Regions from separate parts of the Homo sapiens genome. Here regions 2 and 3 are each linked to region 1. A link is a loop called in an ENCODE intact Hi-C map of the cell type or tissue named here. Cell type or tissue: CD4-positive, alpha-beta T cell. All regions are shown on one strand.

Region 1 (8,000 bases):
CCCATGTCCTACTTATTACCCACTCCCTGCCATACAGCACCAGCAACACAAAAGGCACACACAGGTTAGGACATAAAGGGTCTGTATCTCCCACCACCCACAATTAGGCAGAGGAAGGTGCCAGATATGCCAAAGTAAAAATATGGTTGAGTTCTCTTTCAGCATTGCTACATAAACTTTTGTCCACACTGAGGATAAAGCAAGCCCCTTTACATACAGCAAGATTCCTAGTCCCATGTTTCTGCAGAAAAACAGGGTGGAAATTCAAAACACCCAAATTAAAGGCAAGAGAGATGTGAGTTGGGGACTCCCCAGAAAGGAACAAACAGGAAAATTCTTGAATTGATTTTTTAAAATAAACAACTATGAATATATCTGTTAAATGCTGCAAATTTGTAATGTCACACATATTTCCAGGTATAAAATACATATACATATAAAATGTCTTTAAAAATATTTCCATCAATTTGGTTTTTTTTTTTTTTTTTTTGCTCCTACTTCAACATCCCCTAAAGAAAAACTTCAGATGTTAAAAAAAGCAGCCTTCAAAAGACACCAAATGCTTTTTTTAAAGCTAGCAATTACATGCTTTGTCCAGTTAAGGTTTCAGCTTTTCAGCCAAAGCCTGTTGTTGAATTTTCTCAAGCAGTAGAATATTAAAAACAAAACAAAATCTTGGAAGCAATCTACTGGGTGACGCTTCCTATCCTCCAAGACCTGGTAGGTCAAAATTCAGAGGAAATAGGACTCAATCCTTAAATAATGCATATGTACCCACTTAACTATTTATACGCCAGGTATACAATTTCCAAGAATTTGCGTTAGCCAAACAGATCTCTGTAACTGCTGGAGGGGAAAATACCTCCCAAATACATTCTCAGCAAAGCAGTACTGCAAGGACACTCAAGTTTCATTCAGAAATGAAGTGTCATTGTATAAAATCTTTGGTAGAGGGGGAAGGAAATCACTGAAATTCTTACCATGCTCATCAGGCTCTGTTGGCTTGGCTACTTCTCTGAATGGCATTATAACTGCATCTCCAGGCACTCTGGGGCTTTCCACATACTTGGGCTTCCTGACGGGACCTGTAGTGGGAAAGATCTGAGTGTGGCTAATTTTTTCCAGATGCAAACAAAGCCTTGGAATGTACAGTGTGTGTCCTTACCAGGACCCAAATATGCCTAGAGGAAGAGCCAGTGCCTTCCCCTCCCTTAAACGCGCGCGCGCGCACACACACACACACACACACACACACACACACACACACACACACACAAAATTTCAGTACAGACGAGGGAACGTCCAGTCTGGCCTGCCAAAGAAGAAAAGAGTAAGCTCAGATTTGAGAATGTAAACCCTAACAAAAACAAAAGCTGCTCTCTTGCTGTGAAGTCGCTACAGCTGTCTTCACTGGTCAAGTGGGTGATTTTGACATGTTCAAACCTGGACTGCTTTGTGATGAAGGGTTTGATTTTCCTCTAACTAGGACAAGGATGGGACAAAGACAATTTGGTAGCTTGGTATCTCTAAAGTCAGGAGGCAAGGATTACAAACAGCCGGCCTGTAACAGCAACACAGTCTGCGCACCAGCCACAAGAACACAGGCATCTTATCTGGCTGGTGACGCACAGTAACTGTGCGGGGCACAGCAGCCAGCAAGCGGGTCAGACATAGGAGAGACCAACAGGCTTATCTCCTACCTCCTGTTCCCACAGCCCCTGCTTATTATCAGAAAATCCGGAATTCTTCGTAAGACTGGATGGAACCCTCACATACAATGATGCAGCCGTTTTGGAAAACAGTTTGGCAGTCGTTCAAAAGGTTAAGTGCAGAGTTACTACATGGCCCTGCAGTTCTACTCCTATGGGAATGTATGTTCACACAAAAACTTGTACACGAATGCTCACAGTAACGCCATTTGTACTAGCTAAAGGTACGTCAAATGACAACAACAAAATGTTCTTTGCCCACACAATGGATTATTGGGCAGTAGAAAGGAATGAAGTATCGATTCATGCTACAACATGGATGAAGCTTGAAAACATTCTGCTAAGTGAAAGAAGCCAGTCACAAAGGATCTACATGATTCCATTCATATGTCATGCCCAGAATAGCCAAATCTTTCAGAAAGTATAAATGGTTGCCAGGGGCTGGGGGTTATGCAGGCTATGCAGGCCTGTGGGGTAATGGTAAGGGATATGTGACTTCTTTCTAGAGTGACCAAATGTTCTAAAATTAGGTTGTAGGGATGGTTGTACAACTCTATGAATATATTTAAAATTAGTCTATTGTATGCTTTAAATGGGTGAACTGTATGGATGTGTATTATACCTAAACAAAACTGCTTAAAAAAAATTAAAAGGCTAGGCACGGTGGCTCACACCTGTAATTCTTGCACTTAGGCCAACACAGAAGGATCACTTGAGCCCAGGAGTTTGAGACAAGCCTGGGCAACACAGTGAAGACCTGGTCTCTATACAAAAATAATAACAAAGAGGCCAGGCGCGGTGGCTCATGCCTGTAATCCCAGCACATTGGAGGCCGAGGCGGGTGGATCATGAGGTCAGGAGTTCGAGACCAGCCTGGCCAAGATGGTGAAACCCCGTCTCAACTAAAAAAAATACAAAAATTAGCCAGGCGCGGTAGTGGGCGCCTGTAATCCCAGCTACTCAGGAGGCTGAGGCAGGAGAATCGCTTGAACCCAGGAGGTGGAGTCTGCAGTGAGCTGAGATCACGCCACTGCACTCTAGCCTGGGCGACAGAGCAAGACTCCATCTCAAAAAATAAATAAATAAAAATAAACAAAGTTAGCTGGGTGCAGTGATGTGCGCCTGAAGTCCAAGCTACTCAGGAGGCTGAGGTGGGAGGATCACTTGAGCCCAGGAGGTAAAGGTTGCAGTGAGCCAAGATCACACCACTGCATTCTAGCCTGGGCGACAGGGTGAAACCCTGTCTCAAAAATAAAGAAAATACTGCCTATTCTGTTACATTTTGGTCCAAAATCACTTCCTTGATTCTAGTGTTCCTTGGTTGCCTTAAAGTGGCTTTTAGCAAGACCACAAAGATAGGAAACATTTTACATCAGTAAGAGAAGGGGTAGTAGAAGACATGCAGGCAGGAATCTACAACTATCCCCTCTTCTTAGCCCTGGGCCATAGCCCTGACAGTCCCAGGGGCCCAGTTCCACCACTGTGTCATGATGGGGTGATGCAGATAGACCATCCTTCTGTCTCAAACGTCTTCTGCATCTAAGAAATTCTGTTCAAAAGATGGTTTATGGCGAGAGATGCTGCCATCTAAAGGCATACTACAAAAGCATTTATACTACTATAAAAATAATCCAATTCCTAGCCAGCTACATGGGTGTACTACATCTTAAACTAGACTGTTATCAAATAAGCTAATAATACTTTACAAATAAGGACGGTATTTCAAACTTCAGGAACCATCGTTTTTAAATGATTCATGTAGTATTTAATCACTTGGCGGTCTTCATAATTTAACCCTGTCATAAAGGGAACTTTTACAAAGATTAAAATAGAATGGTTACAGGGGACACACAATTGCAATCTAAGTGCGGGATGTAGGCTATTCAACAGTATCCAGACTTTATCTACAACATATATATATATCCACACATAAATATGCGTAGGGAAAAAGACTTGTGGGGGTTTGGGGGTGGAGCTAAACTATTTGCTGTGTAAGAGACATAAACTAGAAAGAAGGGCCTGAATAGGACAGATACAAATGGAATCAATTAGCTGGGTGTGGTGGCGTTTGCCTGTAGTCCCAGCTACTCAGGAGGCTGAGGTAGGAGGGTCTTGTAAGCCCAGGAGTTGGAGGCTACAGTAAGCCGTGATTGCACCACTGTGCTCCAGCCAAGGTGACAGAGCAAGACCCTGTCTCAGACAAAAAAAGAGAAAAAAAAAAAAAAGGAACCAGAACAAAGACAAGAACCCATATACACTTTTGGTTTGCCACCTACTCTCTAAGGTAAAATGAACTGCTGACATATTTTCCCTTCATCTGCCCTCATCCATTTGAAGGACCTGGGGAGGTAAAGCTCTTTGTTATTATTGCCTGATAATTTGCCCAATGAGCAGGCATGGCCACTGCTCAAGAAGTGCCTGTATTTCTGCTCCCCTTAACTCTTCAGGGTACAGTAACAGCAAATCTAAAGAGATCTATTTCCAAGCTCCAATCTACCTACCCAAGAGAGTCTTCAAAACTATTCTCTAATAGTAAGCACTTTCTTAAAATGTGGGCTATTTCATTAATGTATGATGGTTATTGTAAATGTCTGGATCCTGGAACCCAGTATCACCCAGAGCCTTCAGAAAGCATCCACGTGCCTGCCTGTTTAACTGTCTTAGAACGGTTCTATTCAGATCCAACCCCTAACTCATAGACTCAACCCTGAGGAGCCAGGATACTCAACGCAGGGACTCATGAGTTGGGCAGACCTAGGTTCAAATACTGTACCCAGGCCTGGCACGGTGGTTCATGCCTGTAATCCCAGCACTTTGGGAGGCCGAGGTGGGTGGATTGCCTCATGAGTTCCAGACCAGCCTGGGTAACATAGTGAAACCCCATCTCTACTTAAAAAAAAAAAAAAAAAAAAAATTAGCTGGGTGTGGTGGCATGTGCCTGTAGTCCCAGCTACTTTGGAGGCTGAAGTACGAGAATCACTTGAACCCAGGAGATGGAGGGTGCAGTGAGCTGAGATCACACCACTGCACTCCAGCCTGGGCAACAGAGTGAGACTGTCTCAAACAAAACAAAAGAAAAACAAAACAAAACAAAACAAAACTGTACCCCTCCCTCCTCATGTCCCCTAACTCGGGCCTTAATATGTCCCAGACCCTAAAGGTGAGCAAATGAACCTCTTGCTACAAGGGGAAAATCCACGCACAAAGACCAGGCCCACCTGGTTCCCAGGCACACTAAATCACAGTAATGTCACATACGAAAGGAGACCTAGAATATAACAAAGTAAGTAAAATATATATTCAGTGGTCACACAAGGCAAAGCACGCACATACATTAATTCACTCATTCCTAATAACTCTGGGAGAAAAGTACAATTTCCCTCATTTTTAGGTCAGGAAACTGAGGTTCAAATAAGTTGTTCTTATCTGAACTCGGCCCACACATGACAAAGCAGGAAGGAATTCACACCCTGGTCTATGCAGTTTTGAAGCCCAGGCACTGAATCACCATTGAGCACTTATACAACTATCAAATCTGGATTAAATATGCAATTCTAGAAAAAGCCCAGGCACTGGGAACTTCCACCACCCAGTCATCAACATCCATGGACGCTGGCTGCAGAGGCAGCAAATCGTTTATGCATCCTACTTGTCTCTGATCTTCCCTTTTACTAGAGGAAATATTAAGTGAATATAAACAACTGTTCTCCTGCATGATCCTTGTATTTAAATTGCTTTTCACAAACAGCTGAACATAAAGTGCTGTAAAACAAGATAAATTTATAACCATAGGTTTTATTGTCCCCCACAATCACTCATTAGAGAATTTGTGCATACTTTGCATTAAGCAGAGCAGATGATACGTGTTTGCCTCCACTCCCTCTCAAAACACCATTAAAGTTGTAGCAAAAAGATTAAAGAAAGACCAGTGGGGAAAGGAGAAAGAGCCACTGGCCAGAAACCAAGCCTCTGAAGGTAGGAAACAGATTGCCAAGGAGCAGTGGAGCAGGTGGAGCAGAAAGGTTAGTGTTGGGTGGGGGCAGGGGAAGGGGCGGGGGGAGGGGGAGTGATGAGGGCTCAGCCCGGGCCAGAGCCTCGGTGACAGCAGGCCCATCGGAAGGCAGGGGCGCGGGTGACATCCAGTAGTGTGGCTGGTTGAAAACTACTGAAGGAAAAGTGAGACCCCCCAATCCCAGAAATTTCTTAAGCCTGGAACATCCCTTCCCCTCCCTCATCCTGGAGGCCAAGTTTATTCTCTGGAAAGGCTCAATTCTAAGACCATGGAGAGAGATTCAAGAGCTAAACTCATGAGTGCCGTTTTCTTTTCATGTTTTTTTTAAACTTGTAACTGCTAAGGAAAAAGTAGATTAAGAAATATTCTACATGCAGACTGATGGGCCAGAGACGTATCTCCCACCCCCAGCCCCCAGCTATGAGATCTGACAGCCAAGCTTATAGGCCACGGCAGGAAGAGATGGGAGGATTCCTCTCTGGGGAAGCTCATCAAGAGAAGAAGGCCTAAAGATAATCATAGTTGGGGACCCCCCACCCCAAGAAAGGTAGATCCCTGACCATCATGCTGCAGCACAGCTTGCCCTCAACGTACCCCTTTCAATCAGCTTTTAGCACCTTATATACAAATAAGGAGCCAAGGACCACCAGGCAGGTGAGGAAAGACCTACCCTGAAAGACAGCAACTGACACAGATTAAGAAAGGAACTCTGAGTTGGGCACGGTGGTGCACGCCTGTAGTCCCAGCTACTTGGGAGGACTGCCTAAGCCCAGGAGTTCGAGGCTGCAATGAGCTATGATTGTGCCAACCCTGTCTCTTTAAAAAAATAAACTAAGGAATGAGAGAAAAGAAGAAACGCCCTATAGAAAGAAAAGCAATACTGTTTCTATTACACAAAAGGATACTGGCACAAGGGACATCTGGAGCCCATGATGTGGGCAGCTAAGCAGGCTGCGGCTACAGAACAACTGCAGGCCACACAGTCAGGAGCCATCACAGTCACCAAGCGCCAATCACACATGACCACCTATTAAACCACAATGACACTAATCGCTGTGCCATCTATACGGAACACTCCCCCACATAAAGCAGCCACAGTCCTTATCAACAGAGATCCAGACTGAAAAATCCATCTCCCCAAGCCCTCACTCAGGGAAAACTACTGCCCAGCACCTTCCCCTCACAACTTTTTGTTTAAAACGAAATATTCAAGCATAAGCTACTTTTAACTTCCCCCTTTTACTTAAACCAAGTGTTATGAGATTAATCCCCCCAAATTAACCAGAATGTAATACTACATAATAATTACCCAGAAAGCATGATATTCCAGCTACTGGGTATGTTTTAACGCAGGAGGCTCTTAAAAACAAAACAAGACTTGTCTGTGGATAAAAACATGAAATAAACAACAACAACAACAACGAGAACAAGGAAAGACCGTCTGGTATTAGCTGACAACCAGCTCCTCTAGGAGCTGGCATGTCTCCAGGGCTGGGCTCCCAGTCCCCCGCCGCCCCCGGTACTGGTATCCTGCTGCCGCCGCTTTTCCAGCTGTAACGTGCACAGGCTTCAAATGTAGATTCTGATGTTCAAGGTGTGGGCTGGGACCACAGATGACACTTTGGTAGCACGAACGGGGTCTCTAGGGAAGACCGCTGTTTACCACCCACTCCAGTCAGGTTCAAGTGAAGTGCAGTGGCTGTGAGTGGAGCACCAACGTGTTCAGTTTACAAGATTTAAGATAAATGGGCATTACCCTCCATCATAAATTAAAGCTACTTCATCTGAACTCTAGATCCTTCTCCTCATTCCAATTTCCCCAGGCCACTGCCCCTCCCCTCACAATCTCCACTATGTGATACAGGAGAAGGTGGATCTCAAAGTTATAAAGGACCCTTAAAATTAAAAACAACAAAGTGCCAAAAGTAAGTTACACAGCCATAAACCCAAAGATATCAAGTATGCAGCTTGCAAAAGAAAAAAAAAACAACAAAACAAAACCCAAGCACCTGTCAGCTTCTTTAACTGTGTAGCAGGGCCTGTGTCAGTCTGGAAGGATGTGGCCAGAACCCTCCCTTAATTACTCCACTCTGCAGCCCAGAAGGTACAGCACTCTCCCCATTCAGAATTCTGCCTTTACATAAATCTCCAAATAGACTTTCCCAGCGGCCAGTTTTCCTGCTTTTTGACATTTTAATCACACAGCTGACTATTTTGCTGCTTAGAAACTGCCACATAAGGAGTATTTTTTAAAAGAGATGGTAGAAATAAACCAAACC
Region 2 (8,000 bases), 790 kb before region 1:
ATTACCAAATTATCAAGGGTTCTTTATTAAATCTCTTGAATTTGATTTATAATACATGAGGTAGCTTATCCTTGAGAAAGATCTACTAAAAGGTATACTTAGTCTTAAAGCTAGTGAAATAAAATCTCCCTCTAATCAGCTGCCAGAAAGCTTCCGCTTCAGTGCTTTGTTGATACTGGTGTCAGCAGGACATTAAAAGCTTGAAGCTTTTTACGTTTGATCAAATACCAACATTATGCTGAAGCAGAAGTATTAATTCATAGAGTAAAGCTTCCAGAACCTCTCCAGCTCTCCTTCATCCTTCCTCCCCCCACCAAAAAGGTCACATCAAATCAGGGGTTCAGGGACAAAACAGAGACGGGCATTTTGTCAGTGTTTCATGTACACAAAACCACTCTAGAACCCAAGGGAGAGACAAGCACTAAAATATACTTTTCTAAAAATGCCAATCCCATCTAAGAAAGGGGAAAGTAACTGTTGCTGAAAAATAAGAAGGTGACCTGGTTATTATTCTCATCTTATAATGAGAAATGGAGCACCAGAAAGGGTCAGGAATTTGCCCCAAATTTTCAGCTAGTGTTTGGGGAGCTGGGATCCTTGTCAATCAGATCATATTACTACAGTCCCTTCCTGAACAAAACCTCTCAACAAAGAAATAGGAAGCCTCCAAGATTAAAGAAAAAATCATTTTTTTCCACAACTTTTTTTTTTTTTTTGCTTTGATTCCAGGCCTTCTAAAAGAAAGTTTTTATTATGCTGCCAAATTCACAAAAATGTTCAAGGGAACAGATTGAATTTTAAGTGTGTCTCAGAAACCTGCAGGAAAGTGTCAACAATAAAAACAATGTTCTCAGAAGATTATTTATACATAAGAGCCCAAAATGTATTTATATTGACATCTACATAGTTGCTGTAAATGCTAATTTCAGTTATCTTTTACATGGCTTTCTCCCCCTTGTCAATACACACATACGCACCCCTACAATGGAGAAGTAATGCAGACACTGTGCAGCCTGTAAGATGCTTACCATTGCCGTAACACAATTAAGACATGCAAGATCCTAATTGATTGTTTGTTTGTTTTTTTTTATAACTGACGTGGAAAATAAGAGTTAGCACCATTGTTTTTAACAGGTATACAGGTGAGAGGAGCTGGAAAATTCATTGCTGACATGGAGAAATACATGTGTATCGGGGAAAGGGGGCAGATATAAGAAGGATCATTTTGGTTTGTTTGAAAATCACATATCAAAGTGTTGAGGAAACAGAAGTTATCCACATCGTATTGCCCAAGTCCTTATTGCCATAAATGTATTGGACAACATGGGGCACCACAGGAGTAATATGCCTCAGACCAGATTGGAAATGGAACGTACCGTGACATACAACCAACTGTTATTCTTAACAAAATATAGGATCTAACCAAATTGTCCATACTGGGGTCTGGAACAGATTTTTCCTGGGAGCGAAAAAAGAACACGACCCCAAATCCACTTCTCGTGTTTTTATTTTTTATTTTTTTATTTTTGTTCGCACCGCCCCCCCCCCAGCCCCCAGAGTAAAAGAAAACTGTTTTCTAGGTAAATGGTCTTTCCTTAGCAGTACTTGCATGGCTTGGCATTTGGTGCCCAAAGCATTCAGCAATAGGTAACTTCTTTCAGTTTAAAGATTCTGGCTGGTCCATTACATAGAATTTCATTTTTATGAATCTTTGAAGACTATCGTACTTGATATTTGACATCCATTTTGGCTGCTTTCATCTTTGAACACCTTTCCTGACATGAAGCTACTCCCCAGCCTCCTCGCAGCTCAGGAGCAGGCATGGGACATAGGCTCCACCAATGAGATCTGAATAAGAGAGACTTCGATTCAGAAGCAAATGACAATGTCCTAGGCTGAAGAGTAGTCCCTACAGATATCAGATCCTAATCCCTGGAATCCGAATGTTACCTTATGTGGCAAAGTCTTTGCAGATGGGATTCAGTTAAGGATGTTGAGATGAGGAAATCATCCTGCATTACCCAGGTGGGCCTCACATGCAATCACATGTATCCTTAAAAGAGGCAGTCAGAGGGAGATTCAACATGCATGCAGAGGAGGAGGTCATATAAAGATGGGCCAGAGAGGGATTTGAAGATGTTGGACCTGAAGATTCTGCTTATGCAGCCACAAGCCAAAGAATGCTGGTAGACCCCAGAAGCTGGAAAGGAAGAAACGGGTTCTCCTCCAGAACCTCCAGAGAGAGCGCAGCCCTGCCAACACCTTGATTTCAACCCAATGATACCTGATTTTGGACTTCTGACCTCCAGAATTGTGAGAGAATAAATTTCTGTGGTTTCAGGCAACCAAGTTTGTGGTAATTTGTTACATACTGAAAACTAACACAAACATAAAGAAGTAGGCCCCGTACAGAATGCAGTCTAACGAGGTTGGTGGCAGCCACATACAGCTTTCAGAAGCAGCAGTAGCAAAGTTTCCAGGACTGCTTTCTAGTTCACAGTGAGCAGCAGAGTCTATGTCCACAAGGTCTGGCCGTGGAGTGCTCCAGTATAATCTGTGCTTTGCTTTTGCTATGTTGTCTCTGACCCTCTCTACAATCCTGTGAGCTACTGAGTATATTTTCACAAATTACTTTTCTGCCTGAACTATAGAGTATTCCATTTTTTACAACTGAGAATGCTGGCTATAACAATAATTAAATTAGCATGATCTTCAACATGTTGGGCCATCCTCACCTATAGCAGATCATGTGTAGGGCATCTCCTTCTCCCAGATATTTATCCATGTGAAATCCAGTTAAACTAAAAAGTAAGCAAAACCATTTGGTGGAAAAGAAAAGGAGGTGATGTCAGAAGCATGTTCAATTAAGATAAACTGGTCAAGTCACTGTATTCAACAAAAATAATGATGAATGAAGCCCAATCCCTGTGTTTGAGGAGGCTAAATGGGTACTGTAAACATTGTAGAATATTGTAAGTGAATACCACATTGTTACTGCCCTGCTATCTTGCCCTGTGGTTTAATAATAGAGCATGCCTCACCTTAGGGCCTCACGACCCCAAGTATGTCCAGGGACCTGTGGCATCACTCAGGAACTTGTTAGAAATGTATTAGTAGACTCTCAGACCTTAACCGAGACTTATAAATCAGAATCTGCATTTTAACAGATGCTCAAGTGATTCATATGCATTTTAAAGGTTAGAAGCTCTTTACAAGGTGACAAGGAAGAGGACGTTTTGGAGGAGATGGCACCTGAGTTGGGATTTGGGTTGAACTGAGAGAAAGACACCCCAGGTAAAGAAAATACCCTGAACATAGGCATGAAGGTGGGAAAGTATGGGACTTGATCAGGGATCATAAGGTGTTTTATGAAATTCTACATATAAGATAAATAAAGGGGAAATAGTTTAGGATTTGTTTGTGGAAGGTCAAGGTGGAGTTTCACTTTAGCCTGAGGCATTGAAGGTGTGTGGAGGGGCAGGTGGGAGGGTGACATGACTAGAACTGTGTTTTAGGAAAATTACACTGACCACATGTTGTCAAGTTGACTCAGAGGGACAGCTAGAAGGAGGCGCTCAGAAGACAGCATATTGCAGTTGTTAGGCAAGAACAAAGTAGTGACGGTACATGAGAAAAGAAGAATGTAAGGGTTACTGGGCAGGAAAACAAACAGAACTTGGTACTGTTTGTTTGGGGATGTAAAAGGCAGAGTAGATTTTAAAATTTAAAGTCTGGGTGTCCAGCAAGGAAGATAGAAATTTGGAGGAGAAGTAGGTGTATCAGCAAGATGAAAACTGGTGAGTATGAATTTTAGTCTTGTTGATTTTCATGCATCAGAGGACAAGCATGGGAAGTGCATTGGAAATGTGAGATTAAACCAGCACTCAGGAGAGAGGTGGAACCTGGGAAAAGATTTGGGGGAAATTGGTGCAAAGGTGATGACAGATACCCAGGAAATAGATTAACTTTCTGGCTAAAAGAGTGTGGATGGCGGGAAAAAAGAGCCAGGAAAAGAACCACTGGGAATACTCTCATTTAGGAGAAGGAGGAAGAAAATGTGCCAGCCAGGGATCTTAGGAGCAAATCACAGAACACCCAACTCTGGCTCACCTAAGCTGAGACAGGATTTACTGATGGGATATGGTCTTGCTCACACAGAGCCAGAGCTGGAGAACCAGGCGCAGAAAACAAGAGGCAACCGAGTGTGGCAGGCAGCCCAGAACTGCTACAAGCCCACTCCGGCCACAGGAGCTTTTGGTGCGAATGCCACCACGATGCTGCCTGCAGGGGGAGCTCGCCATGGCTGATGCTGCACCCTCGGCCCTGAGACAGCGCGGCTTCCACCTCCAGAAGTGATTTCTGACTGACCCAGGCTGAAGCCTCTGACTGACAGGGCGCAGGTCACATGCCGGCTTTCCAGCAGGGAAGGAGCGGAGGGGAGTGGGAGGGAAACGGCCCCTACTACCGTCCCCCGGGTCCTGCCTGCCTCCCCAGCCCTAACCCCGATGATTTTCCCAAACAGGCTAGGATGCGGAGGCCGAGCAGAAGAAATTGACCACTGTTCAATAAAGCAGTGAGGAAGGTAGGAGCCCCAAAATATCTGAGACAGGTCTCAATCAATTTAGAAAGTTTTTTTCGCCAAGGTTAAGGACGCATCTGTGACACAGCCTTCAGGAGAGCCTGATGACATGCCCAAGGTGGTCGGTGCACAACTTGTTTTGTACATTGTAGGGAGAGATAATCCATCAATTAATACATGTAAGATTCACATTGGTTCTATCTGGAGGGAGGGACAACTCAAAGCAGGGTGGCGGGCCTTCCAGGTAGATTTAAAATTTTCCCGTTTGGCAATTGGTTGAAAGAGTTATTATTGGTAGAAAGAACTGTCTGGGAGCAAGGAGAAGGAGGTGGTGGTGGAGGGAAGTGTTGGGAACAGACAGGGAAATGAGGACAAGCAAATCCTGGAGGGGCTCCTTTAATACAAGTTAATATTTAAAGGTGTTTATCATAAGCAAGTGTTACGCCCAAAACTGTGGGGTATTCAAACATGGGGAAGACAGGTCATGACTTCAATGAGCTGATGAGCTACCAGGCATCGGAGTAGATGACCTTTAATGTTCGTTCAACCTTAAATATGCTAGAACTTAATATTTTTAACGCAAATATCAATAAAAATCAAGTGAGGATTTAATAAGGTCAAATAATAAAAATTGCATTGGGAGTTCAGAGCAGGAGGCAGACACTTCCAGCTGGGAAGGTTTCAGGGAGGAAGCAGAATCTTAAAGGATAAGGAGACTTAGTGGGGACAATGAGCATTTGGAGGGTTTGCCAAAGAAAACAAAAGGTATAAAACTATGACACACACACACAGACACACACACATATACAAACCAGATGTCAGAGTAGACATTTATCAGTTGTGAGGCTTCCCAGCATCTGAATCTCTTGAGGTTCCCCATCTTATGAGTCACAGCTATGACTCTAAGAGCTGAAAGATCAGATGCTCACTTTCTCTGTCATCTTTAAGTCTAGGGCACAGGCGCACAGCTTGGCTTTCTCAATTAGGGACACTCAGGGGCCGGGTGCGGTGGCTCACGCCTGTAATCCCAGCACTTTGGGAGGCTGAGGCGGGTGGATCAAGAGGTCAGGAGTTCGAGACCAGCCTGGCCAACATGGTGAAACCTCATCTCCACCAAAAAATACAAAAATCAGCTAGGTGTGGTGGCGTGTACTTGTAATCCCAGCTTTTTTGGGAGGCTGAGGCAGGAGAATTGCTTGAACCCAGGAGGCGGAGGTTGCAGTGAGCTGAGATCACACCACTGCACTCCAGCCTGGGCAACAGAGTGAGACTCTGTCTTGAAAAAAAAAAAGTAAGGACACTCAGCCTCTGCGTTTAACAGTGGCAGTTGCTTCCCTGGTTCTGTGGCATGATTTTGCCTGTGTCCCACTTTCCCTAGATTCATTCTCACAGCCTGGTTTTCCACCATTTCCAGCAATTCTGCAAGCTATCTGAAATCCTTTCATTAAATTTCTTTTCTTTTTAAATTAGCTATATTTATTTTCTGTTTCTGGCAATTAAAAATACTGACTGATAGAAATGTGATCATCCTGACAGATGAATGTGACCATGGAAAAGCTTGTGATCCAGCTTAATTGAAAAATTGGGGGGATATATTAGCCAAAGTTATATTAGGGAAACAGCTCTCTAAATATGTCAAGTAAAACGTATTTAATATGGAAAACTAGAAGATTATACAGTCTGGAAGGTCCAAGGGAGCAAAGATCTGAGAAGCCACTGTTGCAATTCAAGAAATTTAGGGTTGCGTGGGTTGCAGAAACCACTACTGAGGATCTCAGCTCTGCAGCACCAAAGTGATTCTCAGGCACATGCCTGGAAATCTGAGGGAGGTCTTCCCAGATGTCTGCCATCTGCCAGTGCTCATGAGCTTGCCTCTAGCTGCAGCTGGAGAAAAATGGCTTCTCCTTTATTACCTTGCAAATCTCATACAAGTGTCCCTCATCAGTAGATTCTAAACTGAAACTCCACTGACAAAGGGAGTCTGGGAAATGTAACTTTCCAATTTCCAGTCCTGCCATAAAAGGAAGAGTTTAGAAGGATGGTCACTGGGAGAATGGGAGATAACTGTTCCCCTTCTAAGGTGTGGCGTGGGGGACATGCAAAAATGCCTGGATTCAACTCTCTTCTCTTCTTTAAGCTTCCTCACTCTCCTATTCCCACTACATCTGCCAAACCAGTAATTTCACTGAGACTTCCAGAACATCGATAACCCGATTTTCTCTAGTCCGTCAGCTCCTTCCACCTTTCTTGCAATCTTCAACTCCCTTGCCTCCTTTTCTTCCAACAGTTGCTTCTCTATACTGCGAAAAATCCTAACATTGTTTCAATCCACCTGTTTGGTTCTTAGGTACAAGCTGGCAGGTATCATTGGGGGAAAAAATCCTACACCATGCAGATTGGTGTCATTAGTAGTTTATAGCTTCTAATCAGTCCCAAGTAAGCTACAGTTCTCATTCCCCACAACTACTGTTTCAAGCTTAGTAATACACCTATCAAGTCTGACTATCCTGTCTCCTCCCCAGCCTGCACACTCTCTAAGCAATGGCCTTGTCTCCTACTCCACAGGGAAAATAAGTAACCTACACTTGAACTTTTCCATGTGTTCCCTTCCTCCCCTGCACATAAAACCTACAAACTTCTCTGTACAGTCTCCAGTCTTACCACTTTCCTCCCTGTGTTGGAGGAGGCAGACTTCTCCTGCTTAAGGCTGAATTTCCCATCTGTGCTATAGATCATTGGCAATCTTCGTATCAGTTATCACCTCTCTTGCAGAATTGCCTCAAATGCTGTCTCTTTCCTGCCTCAGTCCCTTCACTATATAACAATGCTCAATTCACACACATCTTTAAAAAAAGATGGGAGGAGGGAGTGAGGGGGAAGTTCCCTTAACTCTACACCTTCCCATTTCCCTTTCTTTCTGCTCTTATCCATAGACAAGCTACCTGGCTTCCTGGCTACCCGGAAGAGTCGTTGTCTACACTCAGTCACTGTTTCCACTAACCTCACACTGGGAGACCTTAGAGCATATTATTTAAGAGCTCAGTTTTTGAGATGGTCAACCTGGGTTCAAATTCTGCTAGGACCACTTACTTAGCTTTATGACCTAGTACAAGTCACTTAGACTTTGCAAGTCTCTGATTATTATCTTAAATTAGGGATAATCATAACTTCTCAGTGTTGTATGCAAAGTCCTAAGCACAGTGTCTGGAATGTAGTAAGTGTACATTCAATGTAACAAGTGTACATTCAATGTAACCTGCTACTATTTATTCCTTGCACCTCTGCAACCTGGTTGCTCCTCTTCTACTGTTGACACTGCCCCCATCAAGGCCTCCAGTGATCTTCTAGTTGCTAAAACTTATTAATGTTTTTCCATTTTTTAAGACAATATTTTATTTAATTTCTTCAAGGTGTTACATAC
Region 3 (8,000 bases), 670 kb before region 1:
AGTTGCAGACTATACTAGAAACAAATAGACCAAAGATAAGGCAGTTCCTTATGTTGCCAGTGCAAGAAGTAATGTTAAAAAAAAAAAGGTCAAACCATTCAGAAAAGTTCCCTATCCTAATGATGCCATAATAATCAATGTTCAACAAGTTTTGCATTAACAATTGAGCCCAGTGCAACAATGAGTAATCAGCAATATACCTTTGCCCAACCAACTATTTTCATAAGGTGGTAAAAACAAGAACTTACTAGTAACATTTCTTTTCAACAGCAGCATTGATGAGGAGTTGTGAGAAGTTTTATAGATTGTATAGATGAATTTGGCAAATGCATTTTGATCTGCAGCAGCTGGGAAACTTACCCAGGAGTCCAACTGCTGAACTGAAGACTTAGTACTCAAATTGGTGTGTTAGTGAGAAGAATGGAGGCAAAAGCCAATCAAATAACCGAAGTTCAAAAAGATCAAGTCTGGTTTCTAACAGAAGATAGAGAAGCAGCAGAAGGAACTAAGGGCCACTAAAGAGTCTCACAGTAGCCGCCATTCCTCTCTAATCACAGAGACCACAAATAAGGACTCTGCCAAGTGGAGATTTGGAGAAAAAAACAGAAAAAGCCTTTACTTACTGAAGGACATAAAGATCATACAGAATGCATTACAAAACAATAGTTTGGGTTGAGATTACTGACTGGTACCAGGTCAGATATTTGATTCAGATAAGCTGTACCGCACTAATACGACATTGACAATTTACTTTCCAGTTTTCATATGCTCTTCGGTTGGAATTAAAAACAGGTGTTAAAGGGCACAAGCTGCATTCCTCAGGCTGCTTCTGTTACTCAGCACAATTAAAAATCAATTTAAATGGAAACCAGGGGCATTTTTAAGAGCTAAGAAGCCACTCCTAGTCTTTTTTTGTTTGAGTGATGTTGCGGTGCTGATGTATTATGCTTTGTAAAACAAATTAGCTATTTTTAAAAAATAGTTCTTCTTATGACTAAGTAAAACTAGATTTATTTAGATTATCAAAATAAAAAGGAATCCAACGGGCTAGGCGCTGTGGGGTCACGCCTGTAATCCCAGCACTTTGGGAGCCTGAGGCAGGCAAATCACTTGAGGTGAGGAGTTTGAAACCAGCCTGGCCAGCATGGTGAAACTTCGTCTCTACTAAAAAAAATAATAATAAACAAAAAAAGGAATCCAAAGAAAGAAATAATTTTAATTATTATTTCAGAGTACTTTCAGGTCTGCCTGGCCTGTCTTTACTTCTTTTTCTAGTCTGTCTTTCTCATTGTTTCTACTTTAGTCCAAATCAGTCTTAGAAAGCTAAGGCACTTTCCACTTCTATCACCTAGGTTTTTTAAACGGTATTCCAAAAAGTTAATTAAAATATGTATTTATAGAGTGTGGGCTGTGGCTTTCTCTGGTATGAGTTAAATGCTACTCAACCACAAACGCAACAGTTCCAATCAGGGACATTGAAGTAGATTTTGAAAGGCAGTCTTTTTTTTCCATGCATTGTTACAACTGTGTCTAACATTTTTATAGCTAAAAAGCTGTCCCGTCTTACATATTCATCAAGATGTCCAGCAGCAAAAGAGAATGGGTCACGGTGGATCCAGTACAAGGGTCACTGTTACAAGTCTGATCAGGCATTGCACAGTTTTTCAGAGGCCAAAAAATTGTGTTCAAAACATGGTGAGTTAAAATTTGTTGATTTTCTTATGACTCAATAATTTTTAGAAATGTTTCTTAAGGATATAATTTGAAGCAATGATTGTATTTTTGAAAATATTTTTAAAGCACTTTCCATTTCTAATAGCGCTATAAACTAATTGCCCAGTGGTAGGGAAATGGTTAAGTATCTGATGACATAGGAACTCAATGAAATATTGGAATAGCCATTAAAAACGCCTGTAATCCCAGCACTTTGGGAGGCCAAGGCGGGCAGATCATGAGGTCAAGAGATCAAGACCATCCTGGCCAACATGGTGAAACCCTATCTCTACTAAAAATACAAAAATTAGCTGGGTGTGGTCGCACACACCTGTAGTCCCAGCTACTCGGGAGGCTGAGGCAGGAGAATCGCTTGAACCCAGGAGGCGGAGGTTGCAGTGAGCTGAGATGGCACCACTGCACTCCAGCCTGGGTGACAGAGCAAGACTCTATCTCAAAAAAAAATTATCAATGTTAATAATAAGTACATGGAAAATAATAAGTTGGAAGAAGTAGAATTTTAAAGTGGTGGCTGGGTGCGGTGGCTCACGCCTATAATCCCAGCACTTTGGGAGGCCGAGGTGGGAGGATCACTTGAGGTTAGCCATTAAAGACTAGCGTGACCAACATGGCGAGCCCTCGTCTCTACTAAAAATACAAAACTTAGCTGGGCGTGGTGGCGTGCACCTGTAATCCCAGCTACTTGGGAAGCTGAGGCAGGAGAATCACATGAACCAGGGAGGTGGAGGTTGCAGTGAGCCAAGACTGTGCCACTGCGCTCCAGCCTGGGCGACAGAGCAAGACTCCATCTCAAAAATAAATAAATAAATAAAATAAATAATAAAAATAATAATAAATGTAAAATAATAAAATAAAAGTGGCTAAGTGAACTGCTAAGTAAAAATACTGACAAATGATTGGAAACGGTTTTACCTATAGCTAGATATGCTTAGAAAAAGGAATTAAGAGGTAAAATTTTTGTAAAGTTAGCTAAGTAGTAAATAAAAATTATAGTTGTTCCATTGCTTAGTTATTAATACATAAGCTTAGCCTCACCAGGGTAACAAATCAAAGTAGTATGGTTGTCCATCCGTTCTGCAATAGGATTGGCCACATCCTCTGACCACCATAAAGGGCAGTGCTTTTTGCCTTCAGATTTAGCTATTTTAGAAAGAGTAGCAATGATTGGCTCTTTCCCGTGACAAATTTGATCCATAGTCAAACTGTAAAATGACTTCTAGGGGAACTACCTAGAGTATTTCAAAGACCAAAACTTGTTTACCTGCTTCCTTGGGTAGCAAATTAGCCAGGTAGATGGATGGCATTTATCTAATTTATTCTGATAACCGTTGTGGAGACACTTGACTGATTGAAAAATCTTGTAGTTACCGGGAACTTTTGTGTGGGAACCATTCGGTTTTATACCTGAATACACATGATGGAAACTGTTGTAAGATATATGTATGTTTTGAAAGTCATAAACCTTTTTCTCCTAAAGGAGAAAACAGAATGGTTTACTGTAAAACTAATATGTAGGTTAAGCACTTAAGACTTGGAGGCATGAGGGTCTGGGTTCAAATCCCAGTTCCCACATATCCTAGCTAAGTGGCATTGGGAGGTTACACAACTCTTTCTCTTTTCTCATCTGAACAGTCAGAGAGGTCTCAGGGGTAGGCAGTTCCAGGGCCAAAAAAATATTGCCAGATAAATATTTTGAAGAAACACAAAATTTCTTTATACGTGTTTGGAAGTAATTTTTTTGAAGTACTTATAAAATTTTGACCTAAATACCAGTTTTTAAAAACTGTCTCTGTGTAAGGCTTGAATTTATCAATGATCTTGTTAATAATATATGTATTTTTCAAATGGCTAGTTGAGAATAAACTACTTCTCTAGTTTCCATAAAGCTAATTGAGAATGTGTTTTCTTTCAACAGATCACTCTGCAACTATCGTTTCCATAAAAGATGAAGATGAGAATAAATTTGTGAGCAGACTGATGAGGGAAAATAATAACATTACCATGAGAGTTTGGCTTGGATTATCTCAACATTCTGTTGGTAAGTGAAATAATTGTATGTGTAGTGTGCAAAGAGAGTTCTAACTCATCCTAAATAACAAGTCGTCCTTGCTAAAGAATGTTAAGTAGTGGCTAATTCAGATGCCTCTTCTGGATAAATAAGCTAGGTCGCTGGCTGTTCTGGATGGTTATAAATTTTGAATGAATCCATGAGTTAACTTAGCAATGACGGAAACCACTAATGACACAGAAAATCCTGTTAAATAAAGTGGAATCTTTCTAGAGGCTTATTTCTGGGATCCTTGGATCAACATCAGGACATTTTCTTCTCCACAGGAATGTCTGTGTCCCCACAAGGAACCCATGCCTGCCTTCTCTTAGAGTTCTAGTGCCTGTCACCGCATGGATTTGCAGCTTATAACTTCGTTATTCAGAAAGTTATCTTCTTGTTATTCCCTTCTCTCTAAGAATATTTTTACCACTGGTTAAAATTATGTCTTAATAGTAATCTTTAAAAACTGTCTTAGTGTTAGGTTGGTGTGAAAGTAATTGCAGCTTTTGCCATTACTTTTGCGCCAACCTATAAAATTGCAGATAATTGATTCAAAGAAAATTTGTGGAAGGATTTTTTAATACGAAATAGTAGATACAGGGTTTAGGTGAACTTGGAATTGGTAGAAATAAGAGTACAAATATGACAGAAGATAAGGTTTTTCACATTTTATGCAAAGTTGAATTTTAAATTATTAAAATGTGAATTTTAAAATGTTAAGTACTTGTCAAAAAATAAAAGGATTCCAAGTTGTCCATCTAAATGAATCCTAAATCGTGTTTACACTGTCACCACAAGGTGGTGCCACTTCAGCTGGAAAGCAAAAATGGAGTCCTGGTGGTGGTGTGGGAGAAAGGTGGGGATGGAGATTCCTGCACCCTTCCTCTTCCACCAGCATATCTTTAATGATATGACTTTTTACAATTAGAGTAGGGGAAGGATATGGGTCCTTAGAAATCTCTCCCTCACAAAATAAATGTGCAAGCATTCTGCACTTTAACGGAAACACCACATTCTCTATCTGTGTTGTCCAATAGAACTTTCTACAAAGACAGAAATGTTCTATATCTGCACTGTCCAATATAGTAGTCACTGGCCACATGTGGCTCTTGAGCACTTGAAATGTGACTAGTGCAACTGAAGAACTGATTTTATTTTTTTCATTTTTAATGCATTTTATTTTAACAAGTGGCTCTCATATTGGACAGCACAGTTCTGATGAGTTACATGAACCCATGCTTGTAACTTACTAGTTTAGTGGCAGTAGACATAGTTGTATTTAATTTCTTTCTTCAGACCAGTCTTGGAGTTGGTTAGATGGATCAGAAGTGACATTTGTCAAATGGGAAAATAAAAGTAAGAGTGGTGTTGGAAGATGTAGCATGTTGATAGCTTCAAATGAAACTTGGAAAAAAGTTGAATGTGAACATGGTTTTGGAAGAGTTGTCTGCAAAGTGCCTCTGGGTAAGTATGGAACCTGTCCTTAGGAGACTTTTTGCAGAACAGTCAGGAAATAAATGTACAATCCAATTATGTACAAAATTCTGTATTTAGTCTTGAAGTATTTAGTCCTTAAAGTATATCCAACTATCTTGATTAAGTCATAGAGATTTCCCCCTGAAAAATAGATTACAAGGGACGATAACTGCACAAGATGTCCAGGACTCCAGTCTACATTTTATATAATTCTTTCCTAAGAAAAACAGAAGTTGCCAGGGTATTAGGGAAGTAATTTCTTTTAAAATGTTCTTGAGATGTATTTTATTCTATAGTTTGATTATATAAAAGCTTAAAGGTCTATTTCTGCAGTTAATTTGCTTCCTTTCTTCCTAATCCCATAAAACTCATGGTTAATTTTAAAACAATGCAAAACTGGATTTAGTTATTGAAAACATTCAGGGTATCTATAAAAAATCATAATTTGAACTTACATTTCATTATGAATTGATACATAAAATTACCATTAAAATGTTATATTAACTTCATTTCTGGAGAAAGAGCTCCAAATTTTTCACAGTAACATTTTTAAAGATCTTGCATAAAACTTTTGCTTCTTGTATATAAATATTAAAGATAAAACCTCAATTCTAGGTAATCAGTATCCATGTATACACACACTGAGACAGTAAATAGAGTGTCTACTATATGCCATGCCCTGTTTTGCACACTGGGATGCACCTGAGAACAAGACAGATAAGGTACCTGTTCTCACAGAGATTACAATCTGGTGAAGAAAGATAAGTAAACAGGTCAATTTTTTAAAGAGAGGAAAATATCAAATAGTTATAAACTCTATGTGATGGAGACTCAGTGGATAGCTACTCTAGATTAGGAAACCAGGGAAGAAGCCTAGAAGCAGGAGACACCGAAGCTAAGATCTAAAAAATCAAGCCAAGCAAACTTCAAGGGAAAGGGCATAACAGACAGAGGTACCAGTTGGAGCAAAGAGCCTAAGGCAGAACAAGTTGGCTGAGCGCTCAGGGAAGAACTGAAAGGTAGGCAGGTGCTAGACATACAGAGCTTTGGAAGCAAGGCTTGAGTTCTGGTTTTATTCTGAGTGGAATGGAAAGCAACTGGAAGATTTGGGGGGTTGGGTGGGAGCAGAGTTAGGGTGTTGCAAATCAAAAGTTCTACGTTGGCCATTTTGAGTTATCCATAGAGGGACGAGATGTGTAGTGTGCATAGCAATGGTATTTAAAGTCATGGAACAGAGCGAATCCATCTGGGCAGTATGCAGATAAGGGTCTTGGAACAGCAGCTGCACTAAATGAACTCATCTGAGAGACTTAAATCATTTTGAAGCAAATAACACTTTATTTAGCCCCAGGTAAGTCAAAAACAAAAATTTATAGCTTTTAGCAATTTGCTATCAAAGTAGGATAATATACAAGTAGTGATGTTCCCAAATTGGTGTTAGGAAGGGGGAATGTGAGAATAATCATAGCGCATTAATGTCTTTGGAAGAAAATTCCTATCACAATGAAGAGGATTTGAATGAATAGGAAAACACTTACATTTGAAAAGAAATCACTTAAGTGTTTCTTTTGATCTGACGATGAGTTTGAATTCTATGTTAGCGCTATGAAACAATCAGATTTATTATGTCTGTATACAGCTTACAGGTTTACATGTGTGACACAACCCATAATGTATAAAATCAATAATGATCACTTTTGTATTCTCTCCTCCAACATCAAACCTTTTCCTGTTCCAGGCCCTGATTACACAGCAATAGCTATCATAGTTGCCACACTAAGTATCTTAGTTCTCATGGGCGGACTGATTTGGTTCCTCTTCCAAAGGCACCGTTTGCACCTGGCGGGTTTCTCATCAGTTCGATATGCACAAGGAGTGAATGAAGATGAGATTATGCTTCCTTCTTTCCATGACTAAATTCTTCTAAAAGTTTTCTAATTTGCACTAATGTGTTATGAGAAATTAGTCACTTAAAATGTCCCAGTGTCAGTATTTACTCTGCTCCAAAGTAGAACTCTTAAATACTTTTTCAGTTGTTTAGATCTTAGGCATGTGCTGGTATCCACAGTTAATTCCCTGCTAAATGCCATGTTTATCACCCTAATTAATAGAATGGAGGGGACTCCAAAGCTGGAACTGAAGTCCAAATTGTTTGTACAGTAATATGTTTAATGTTCATTTTCTCTGTATGAATGTGATTGGTAACTAGGATATGTATATTTTAATAGAATTTTTAACAAAACTTCTTAGAAAATTAAAATAGGCATATTACTAGGTGACATGTCTACTTTTTAATTTTTAAGAGCATCCGGCCAAATGCAAAATTAGTACCTCAAAGTAAAAATTGAACTGTAAACTCTATCAGCATTGTTTCAAAATAGTCATTTTTAGCACTGGGGAAAAATAAACAATAAGACATGCTTACTTTTTAATTTTTATTTTTTTGAGACTGAGTCTCTCTCTGTTGCCCAGGCTGGAGTACAATGGCGTGATCTCGGCTCACTGCAAATCTCCGCCTCCCAGGTTCAAGCGATTCTCCTGCCTCAGCCTCCTGAGTAGCTGGGATTACAGGCAACTGCCACCATGCCCGGCTAATTTTTGTATTTTTAGTAGAGATGGGGTTTCACCATGTTGGCCAGGCTGGTCTCGAACTCGTGACCGCAGGTGATCCTCCCGCCTCGGCCTCCCAAAGTGCTGGGATTACAGGCATGAGCCACCGCGCCTGGCCTCTGCTTACTTT

What was found. Peaks named below come from ENCODE experiments on the same cell type or tissue, not always from the same donor. Only the 100,000 strongest peaks of a DNase experiment are listed, where the experiment ranks them.
Region 2: it touches region 1 in a loop (2.5-fold over the local background); 2 of 110 quality-filtered maps call a loop at or near these places.
Region 3: it touches region 1 in a loop (9-fold over the local background); 7 of 110 quality-filtered maps call a loop at or near these places.

The regions. Positions count from the first base shown.
Region 1 is chr2:159,129,279-159,137,278 of GRCh38, reverse strand. TANC1 (tetratricopeptide repeat, ankyrin repeat and coiled-coil containing 1) reads right to left here. Exons shown (of 27, transcript NM_033394.3): 5 at 981-1,085. Among named protein-coding and RNA genes, the nearest start is that of MIR6888, 54 kb to the left of the region's middle. In CD4-positive, alpha-beta T cell, no CTCF peak of the experiment used is centred here; a DNase peak (open chromatin) is centred at 3,268.
Region 2 is chr2:159,918,278-159,926,277 of GRCh38, reverse strand. It overlaps a transcript of PLA2R1 not described here. Among named protein-coding and RNA genes, the nearest start is that of LY75-CD302, 18 kb to the right of the region's middle. RefSeq lists a silencer at 4,168-4,277. In CD4-positive, alpha-beta T cell, a CTCF peak has its summit at 4,296 (motif pointing right); a DNase peak (open chromatin) is centred at 4,287.
Region 3 is chr2:159,804,221-159,812,220 of GRCh38, reverse strand. It overlaps LY75-CD302 (LY75-CD302 readthrough), which reads left to right. Exons shown (of 38, transcript NM_001198760.1): 32 at 1,546-1,695; 33 at 3,650-3,772. LY75 (lymphocyte antigen 75) reads left to right here. Exons shown (of 35, transcript NM_002349.4): 32 at 1,546-1,695; 33 at 3,650-3,772; 34 at 5,081-5,248; 35 at 6,999-8,000. The coding sequence ends at 7,177. Among named protein-coding and RNA genes, the nearest start is that of CD302, 10 kb to the right of the region's middle. In CD4-positive, alpha-beta T cell, a CTCF peak has its summit at 4,560 (motif pointing right); a DNase peak (open chromatin) is centred at 4,590.